Linked DNA regions of Homo sapiens: all the other regions are linked to region 1. Evidence: chromatin contacts called from ENCODE Hi-C or POLR2A ChIA-PET data. All regions are on one chromosome and are shown on one strand. Each heading gives the region's core, a stretch centred on a gene start or an enhancer-like site at or near the end of the contact. The rest is flanking DNA. Distances are from core to core; before and after follow the strand shown.

Evidence for each region. Hi-C counts contacts between places; a loop is a spot of excess contacts on that map. ChIA-PET counts read pairs that join two places held with the same protein, here RNA polymerase II (POLR2A). Pooled maps may share reads with other maps.
Region 2: a map of HepG2 shows a loop between it and region 1 (4-fold over the local background). The contact joins the enhancer-like site here to the promoter of LINC02413 in region 1. A Hi-C loop is called at or near these places in 3 of 168 maps with a recorded cell type or tissue (A673, HepG2 and endothelial cell of umbilical vein), 1 of 37 single-sample maps with no recorded cell type and 2 of 50 pooled maps. POLR2A ChIA-PET finds 5 or more read pairs at or near these places in 3 of 52 experiments (A549, H1 and activated naive CD4-positive, alpha-beta T cell).
Region 3: a loop to region 1 is called in a map of heart right ventricle, with 21 times the contacts of the local background. The contact joins the enhancer-like site here to the promoter of LINC02413 in region 1. A Hi-C loop is called at or near these places in 24 of 168 maps with a recorded cell type or tissue (Caco-2, Calu3, GM12878 and 13 more), 31 of 37 single-sample maps with no recorded cell type and 27 of 50 pooled maps. POLR2A ChIA-PET finds 5 or more read pairs at or near these places in 7 of 52 experiments (AG04450, Caco-2, GM10248 and 4 more).

What each region holds. Positions count from the first base shown.
Region 1 is chr12:92,989,204-92,992,108 of GRCh38, forward strand. LINC02413 (long intergenic non-protein coding RNA 2413) reads left to right here and starts at 1,542. Exons shown (of 4, transcript XR_945212.3): 1 at 1,542-1,607.
Region 2 is chr12:93,213,602-93,216,506 of GRCh38, forward strand. It overlaps LOC643339 (a long non-coding RNA gene), which reads right to left. Exons shown (of 5, transcript NR_040096.1): 3 at 1,981-2,078. Among named protein-coding and RNA genes, the nearest start is that of LINC02412, 41 kb to the left of the region's middle. Within about 2 kb of position 1,495, at least 2 of the 41 ENCODE cell types and tissues checked have a DNase peak (open chromatin) inside an H3K27ac peak, as active enhancers do.
Region 3 is chr12:93,126,377-93,129,281 of GRCh38, forward strand. The region is part of intron 3 of LOC643339 (a long non-coding RNA gene); the gene reads right to left. Among named protein-coding and RNA genes, the nearest start is that of LINC02412, 47 kb to the right of the region's middle. Within about 2 kb of position 1,520, at least 19 of the 41 ENCODE cell types and tissues checked have a DNase peak (open chromatin) inside an H3K27ac peak, as active enhancers do; they include ascending aorta, heart left ventricle and heart right ventricle, where a contact is called at or near this core.

The sequences.
Region 1 (2,905 bases), core at 292-2,791:
TACTGGGAGCTACTTTATACACTATTTTATTTGGACCTCATAACAACTATATGAGAGAGAACTGTGCACTCTCTGCCAGGGGTTAGGGTTAACATAAAGCCAAAACCCAGGCAGGTCACGAAAATGAGCAAAGCAGGCCAGTTATGAGTGCTGTCACCTTACAAGGAGGTGGAAACAATGTTTCCGGATCCTGTTTCTTAAGAGAAGCCAAAAGATTTACGTAAAGTCTCCTGATTTTTTTTCAATGGTGGTAATTGATTAAAATAAATATTTCCAATACTGTATGTACTGAATAAAGAAAATTTGGGGCTGACCCTGGCCCAGCAACTGCCACTTAGCAATGTCTGGTATTGAAGTGAAAATAAGGCTCAGGGCTGGGCACGGTGGCTCATGCCTGTAATCCTAGCACTTTAGGAGGCCATGGTGGGCAGATTGCTTGAACCCAGGAGTTCCAGACTAGCCTGGGCAACATGATGAAATCCTGTCTCTACAAAAAGTACCAAAAAAAATCAGCCAAGCATGGTGGCAGGCACCTGTAGTCTCAGCTACTTGGGAGGCTGAGGTGGGAGGATTGCTTGAGTCCAGGAGGCCGAGGTTGCAGTGAGCTGAGATTACACTACTACACTTCTGCCTGGGCAACAGAGCAAGACTCTGTCTCAAAAAGAAAAGGCTCAGGAAGGTGACATCACTATGCTAATTCAAGGAGGAATGAAAGAGTGACCTCATGGGACAGTAGATCAGAGAATGTTCTACCTGGTGGCCAGCCTATTTGTGGGGAGGGGTCCCTAAGAAGAGGCTGTATGCTGGCTTGGGTTATGGAGGGCCAAAGCTCAGGGGCCTGGGGGAAGGAGAGAAGCTTAACCAAAGTTTGGCTAACAGGCATTTTGTTCTGATTGATCAGTGGTGACAAGCAGTTCAGCTAGTCATTTAGGAGGTCAAAAACAGAAGACTGGAAGATCCCTATCTAGTTTTGTCATCAGTAGACAAAGGGGCACTCATGAAACTTGTCTAAGTCATACGGGGAAGGGTGGCCCCTTGCAGTAAGTCATTTTCCAGAACGTAAAAGGGCAATGGGCTTTCTTAACCTTCAGGTAAAATTCCACTTTGTCAAAACATAAGCATGATGTAGACAAAGGTTGAGAGTGAGATCAGGCTTATTGCCCAGTCTTAAGCCATTTAAACCCAAGGTGGACTTTCCCCTCAGGAAAGAAGGGAAGGAAAGAAGCTAGGAAGGCCCTGGCTAGGTTCTGTGTGGGTTGGGGAATGTGAATCCTGATGGAGCAGCCTAAAGAAGTCAAGCAGTCCTGTAGCAGCAGCCGTGGGGGAGGTTCCTCCTGGGAGTGGAGGAGGGCGAGTGCTGCAGGTCCATCAGTGGAAATGGGAATGGACCATTAGGCGGAGAAGACTTATCGAAGCTGCGAAGTCCAAGATCAAGGTGCCAGCAGATTCTGTTCCTGGTGAAGGCTATCTTCCTGTTTTGCAGGTGGCTACCTTCTCGCTGTGTCCTCATATGGTGGAGAGTGAGACTTCATCTAAAAAGAAAAAAAAAAACCCACTCCGGACATAGTGACTGTAGCTGGGTCTTGGACTGCAAGAAGACCATCCTGGTGAGAAGATCTTGACCACAGGTGATATTCACCTTGGATAAAAAACATTCTGATAATTCAGAATGTTTGTGCAAATAAGATTTCTAACCCAGTTCTATGGAGGTATAATTTATATATGGTAAAATTCACCTCTTTAGGTATTCAGTTTATGAATTTTGAGAAATGCAATCACCAGCCACTACAGTGAAGATTCAGAACATTTCCATCACCCCAGAAAGCCTCCTAGTGACCCTTTGGAGTCAGTCCCCTCCCCTCAGCCTGAGCTCCTGGTGACCAGTGATCTGATTTCTATCCATGTACTTCTCCCTTTTCCAGAGCATCACCTGAGTGGAACCGCACAGTATTCCACCACAGTATTTTGCATCCGACTTCTTTTCCTTGGCATGTGCTTTTGAGATTCATCCTTTGCTGTTATATTATCAGTGGTTTGTTCCTTTTTGTGGAGAGTATTTTATTGTTTGGATATACCACAGTGTGTTTATTAGTTTATCGCCAGTAGATGGACATTTGTATTGTTTCCTGTTTCTGGCTGTTAGGAATAAAGTTAATATAAATATAAAAAAAAAAAAACCCAATAAAACAAGAAGCTAGAAAGTTGCTAGTTTTCAGTAGAGGGGGACAGGCTGCTGTAGAAGCTCAGGACTGCTCTGCTTTTGGCACCCAAAGGTGAGAGTGTTTTGCTGAAGGCAGCAGCTGTGAGGAGTGACAACTCCACCAAAGTCAAGGAAGCAGGTGTAGAACAGGCAGGTCATAGGTGGCAATCTGTGGTCCTAAAATACCCTGGAAAAGACCGGGAGCCCTTACAGGATTGAGAAACCAAGAGAAAATGTGGGGCAAAAAAATTCCTCAGGTTTCATTCACAGTCATCCCCACAGCCATCTTAAGTCATCAAGAAAGATTCGGAAAAGCTCCGAGAATCAGCAGATGGGGGCTAGTGCAAAATAATACTTTTTGTCTTAATTATTAGTAATCTCAATCCCTCACTCAATTCTTAGGTTGATGCCTGGGAGGTAATATTTACTACCTTGCATTTCCATAAATGGTGACCTTTTTTATATGGATGTTGGACACCAGGGAATGCTCTTAAGTTAACTGCATTTCATCAGATCCCCCTACTATTTAAATTGATCTTATTTCTATCATTTCACCTCAAGATTTATTGTTCTTATCTTACATTCTAAAGAACTGAGGGCTGTCTTTGAAGTGGATATGAAAAGTTTCACCTCAGTCTACCAATATATCATTGAAAGTTTAAAATAACAAATACAAGAACAAAAATACTCTCCACTTGTCCAAGC
Region 2 (2,905 bases), core at 245-2,744, 220 kb after region 1:
TCTGCTGAAAGATCTGCTGTTAATCTGATAGATTCTCCTTTATAGGTTACCTGGTGCTTCTGTCTCACAGCTCTTAAGATTCTTTCCTTTATCTTAACTTTGAATGAGCTGATGACAATGCCTAGGTGAAGATCTTTTTGTGATGAATTTTCCAGGTGTTCTTTGTGCTTCTTGTATTTGCATGTCTAGATCTCTAGCAAGGCCGGGGAAGTTTTCCTCGATTATTGCCCCGAACATGTTTTCCAGGCTTTTAGAATTCTCTTCTTCCTCAGGAACACCAATCATTCTTAGGTTTGATCATTTAACATAATCCCAGACTTCTTAGAGGCTTTGTCCATATTTTCTTATTCTTTTTTCTTTGTCTTTGTTGGATTGAGTTAATTCAAAGACCTTGTTTTTGAGCTCTGAATTTCGTTCTTCTACTTGTTCCATTCTATTGCTGAGACATTCCAGAGCATTTCACATTTCTAAAAGTGTGTCCAAAGTTTCCTGAATTTTTTATTGTTTTTTCTTTAAGCTGTCTATTCCCATGAATATTTCTCCGTTCATTTCCTGAATCATTTTTTTCCCTTGCACTGGGCTTTGCCTTTCTCCAGTCCTTCCCTGATTGGCTTAATAACTAACCTCCTGAATTCTTTTTTAGGTAAATCAGGAATTTCTTCTTGGTTGGACCCATTGCTGGTGAACTAGTATGATTTTGAGGGGGTGTTGAAGAGCCTTGTTTTGTCATATTACTAGGGTTGTTTTTCCGGTTCCTTCTCATTTGGGTAGGCTGTCTGAAGGAAGGCCTAGGACTGAAGGCTGTTGTTCAGATTCTTTTGTCCCACGGGATGTACCCTTGATGTAGTACTCTCCCCCTTTTCCTATCGATGTGGCTTCCTGTGAGCTGAACTGCAGTGATTGTTGTCTCTCTGCTGGGTCTAGCTGCCCAGCGAGTCTACCTAGCTCAGGGCTGGTACTGGGGGTTTTCTGCACAGAGTCCTGTGATGTGAACTGTCTATGGGTCACTTAGCTGTGGATACCAGCACCTGTTCCAGTGGAGGTGATGGAGAGTACAATGGACTCCATGAGGGTCCTTAGCTTTGTGGTTTAATGCTCTATTTTTGTGCTGGTTGGCCTCCTACCAGGAGGTGGCACTTTCCAGAAAGCATCAGCTGTAGCAGTATGGAGAGGGACCAGCAGTGGGTGGGGCCCTTGAACTCCCAATATTATATGCCCTTTGTCTTCCACTACCAGGGTGGATAGGGAAGGACCATCAGGTGGGGGCAGGGCTAGGTGTGTCTGAGGCCAGACTCTCCTTGGGCGGGTCTTGCTGCGGCTGCTGCCGGGGATGGGGGTGAGATTCCCAGGTCACTGGAGTTGTGTACCTAGGAGGATTATGGCTGCCTTTTCTGAGTCATGCAGGTTGTCAGGAAAGCAGGAGAAAGCCGGCAGTCACAGGCCTTACCAGCTCCCAGGCAAACCAAAGTACCAGTCTCACTCCCACCATGCCTCCCACAACAGCCCAAGTCTGTTTCCAGGTGGAGGGTGAGAAGGGCTTGAAAACTTGCCCAAGGCTATCTGCCTCCCAGCTGCAAGAGAAAAAAGCTTTAGTTCTGCCCTTGCCTGTGAAGTCTGAACACCTGATTCACGCCCTCCCCTTAGTTCTGGCCAGGAGGCTTCTTGCCCTGTTTAAATTGTTACAAAGTTCAACTAGAGAATTCCTTCTCCCTGTGGAGTTTTACCCTCTGCTCCTCTGGCCACCCTCTGGATGGATCCCTGTGGTGTCAGGCAGGAATGGGCTGTCTGGGGACCCAGCAAGCTCCCAAGGCCTTTCTGCTGCTTCCTCTACCCCTGTGTTTTGCTCAGCTCTCTAACTTGACTCAGGATCATGTAAAGTCAGAAGCTTCTCCCACAAACAGTACTTCAGTTTCTCCAGTGGGGGTGTGTGTTCGGGAAAGGAGGATCTCCCTTTCCCAATTCAACAGTTGGGGCACTCACAGTATTTGGGGTGTCTCCCAGGTCCTGCAGAAGCAGTCCACTTCTTTCAGAGGGTCTGTGGTTCCTCTCAGGATTGCTGGTTTGTTCTTGCAGTTGATCTGGAGATAAAATTCACAATGCAAGCCTCCGCATGCTGCATTTTCATTTTAAAAGGCACTACAAGTGCTTTACCTTTCAGAGAAGCCATATAATTCCATAGACACACTCCATTATCATATGCTAAAGATTATTTAAGCTGTTCATTCTTGCTAAATTGAACCATAATCAAACTGTCAAGAAGGCATAGAAACTCAAAGACTGCTGTTAAATCACCCTTTTGCCCCCTCATTAGCAGGGAAACTGACCTCAGATGTTTTCATCTCACCCCACAAGTGTTATTTCTCCAGCCTTTACTCACTGCCCCTTCCCTCTACAGTCCTGAGCCTAGGTTTCTAGAAGAAGAGAAGCTGCTTTGGATGGGTCCCTTCTCCCATATGTCCCACCCTCTCTCTCTATTTAATTTTGGCAACCTTGGCTAATGTCACCAGAGATGTGTCTGATTTTGTCAGTTTTCTCAAAGAAGCAACTTGCCATTATTGATAACTTTTATTTTATCTTTGTTTTCTATTCTATGTAATTTACATGTATTAAGTTTTTAGCCTTTGTAGTGTATAGTTCTGTGATTTTTGACAGGTACAATCATGTAGGCAGAACCATGAAGATATAAAGCATTCCGATTATCTCTAAAAATTCCTTACAACCCTTTGTTGTCAGCTCCTTCCCTCGCCTCCAACCCCTGAAAATTACCATGTGTTTTCTATTCCTCCAGCTTTGCCTTTTCCAGAATATCATATAAATGAAACCATGTGGCATATACCTATTTGAGTCTGGATTCTTTCAGTTAGCATAAGATATTTGAGATTCACCCAGTTGTTGCATGTATCAG
Region 3 (2,905 bases), core at 270-2,769, 140 kb after region 1:
GGTGATGGACACCCCAATTAGCATGATGTGATCATTATACACCACATGCCTATATCAGAACATCACATGTACCCCTGCCATGAATACATACATGTATTATGTACCCATAATAATCAAAAATTAAAAATAAAAACTTACACTATTTCTCCCCAGAACCTTCTCCTACCTTTGTAGGAATATAGGATTATCTTCCAGGATGTCAATAGCTCTGGCCAGTGGGGACCAGACTGATGAGAAGCAGCTGGTTTAGGAAACTGATGTTGGAAAGCTCATGGCCTCTCATAACTCAGTCATCTGTGGCCTGATCAATGTCACTAAAGCATGGTTTGTACTCTGTGGTATGTCCTAGAATAAAGGTAGGGAACAATGGAGGAAAACAGGCCTGAATTAAAATGTTCTCCATGTCTCTCTCGAAAAATTCCAACTTGGAAGTCCCTTTTGCCTGATAGTGACTGCTTACAGTTCCTACCCAATGTAAACTACAGTTCCATGTTTTTCCCCCTGGCTCTTAACTGGCTGAACTTGGGATGTTTTATAAGTGTCTGTCTGTACTTCCTATGACAGCCAATCACATCCAACCTATCCTCAGGTCCCTTCCCCAAATTAACTCTGTGGTCCACTGACTTCCAAAAGTAGGGTCAAAATTATTTTTCTAAGATTAAGCCTTAATAACGTCACTTATATGTTTCATCTTTTCCTGGATGGCTACTGGGCAAAAATATCTTCATGCAGGTGCTGATAACAGTAAACACATCATATATCTTCAGCCTGGGGTTTAAACACATTCATTTCTGGGTTTGTCATATGTTCTCTCGCTATTTATACTGCTTTGGGTCAGCTACTTGATACTTAATAAAATTTGCCTCCAAGCTGTCCTGCAGGGAAAATGACCTATCTGGGGGGAATGCTGTTCCAACTCTATAACCTCTGATGATTGCCCAATAGTCCTCCAAAAAGGTTGCAGGGCAGGAGCAAGGGAAGGTCCATGCCACTTCCTGGCATTTAATGGCAACAAGTGCTTTAGTGTAAGTATAATTATATCCCCTGCTTTCAGGAGGCCTTTCCAGCCAACCTCTCGGACACGGGAGCAACTGTAGATGGCATGAGCAATGTGGAAATTCGGCTTCTGCTCAAGGTCAGAACAAGCCGTTCACCAGCGTTGATTTTACCAACCTTTCGGTTATTTTGGAAAGCCGAAAGAGAACGCAACAGAGGCAAGAATGGATCTATGGGATGGAAATAAGGAGCCATTTATAACCCAAAATGAGACTGCCAGGAAAAACAAACACACAGAAAAGTACATTTTATCAGAGGCTTGGGCTGCCCAGGGCTATTGGGGTACAAAGTACTGCGTGTTCAGCTCCCTGGGCCAAGAGCTACAGTAAGTCAGGCCCCCCTGCAAAGCTCCTCTCCTGTCAGCCCCATCAAGCAGCCTTAGCCACCTGGCGGAGACAAGCTTTAGTGTTTTTAAAGTGTGTGCTGCGTGAATGTTTCACATTTTTGGTAAAGATGTGGGGTCATGTTGCAACACTTAAGTGCTTCTGCGTAAACCTTGCGCAATTCCGACAGGCACTGGGTTCCTAGCATCAGTGGCATCCTCTGCTCACATACGGCTTATGTAATGTGTGATCAGGCCCCCCAGGTTTCTCCTTGTAGCCTTTGAAAAAAATTTCAGGCTCTGAACTTGGCCCTGGTTTCCGGCAGTTCTTTGCTCCGAAGGTGCGTGGAATGGCTCAGCTGTCAGCACCTGCTGGTGAGATACAGAAAAGTGCCACGGGTTGATCTTTCTCTGGCACCAGTACACAGGAGGCTGGCGATGCTCCCCAGATGGGCTTGGCCCGCCCTGAGGCACCCTATAGGGAAGGAGAGTGAGGGCGGTTCATCTAAGGAAGAGTAGGTCGGAGGATTGAACGGGGGCTGCTACCAATAGGTAACAAACATGAAAAGGATTTCCCCAAAGCAAAACTTTCTAGCCAGAGCAGCAGCACAGTGAATGGTTTACTCACAGCTCCTTTGTCTGCTGATGGGAGATTTGGCACTGTGCTTGCCTCTTGGGCTTACCTGAGCAAAGTTACACAGTAGGTCAAGTGTTTGATGCCTTCTCACCTCCAGTCACTGTGCTGGCGCCCGCCTCCGTGCCTGGCTTCTGTTTCCATCCAGACTTCCATCCATTCAACAAAGCTTTCGAGCACCTGCTCTATGCCAGGTGCTGTGCCAAGTGCTGGGCACCAGGCAGGGCTTTCTCAACACCTGGTGGCCCCCTGTGGTGCGCTGGACCAGTCCTAACACAGGCCTCCTCTCCAGTGTCACTCTCGGCCCCACCATTTCCCAAAATTATCCCTCCCTGCATTCACTTCCTATGACTCTTGTCCTTTCTTCAACCTTAGGGATGGGACTATTTCTTTACAGTTTTTATCATAGAAATCCAACAAATTTTATTTTTATAAAAGAATTGTTCTTGGTAGTCACAGATTTCTCTCTGTGGAATCTGAGTTTCTGCAGATTAAAAAGTGATGATGTGAGCTGGGCGCTGCAGGTGGTGCCTGTAATCCCAGCTACTTGGGAGGCTGAAGCAGGAGGATCACTTGAGCCCAGGAGTTCGAGACCAGCCTGGGTAACAGAGAGACCCCCCCATCTCTAAAACATTAATTAATTAATGCTAATTAATTATTTCAAAAATGGTGGCATGAAGAAACAATGTCTTCCATGGAATGAACAAGGCATTAATTGAAAAATGTGAAGCAGGAAGGAACAGGGGAGGAATACATTGTCTGAGCAGAATCTACAATTTCACCAGGTAGACAAGTTGCCCCTTTCACCTCTCCATTTATTATTGGTGAGCTGTATGTGTAATGGTTAAGGAGGCAAATTCTGGAGCTGGACTACCTGGGGATTCAAATCCCAG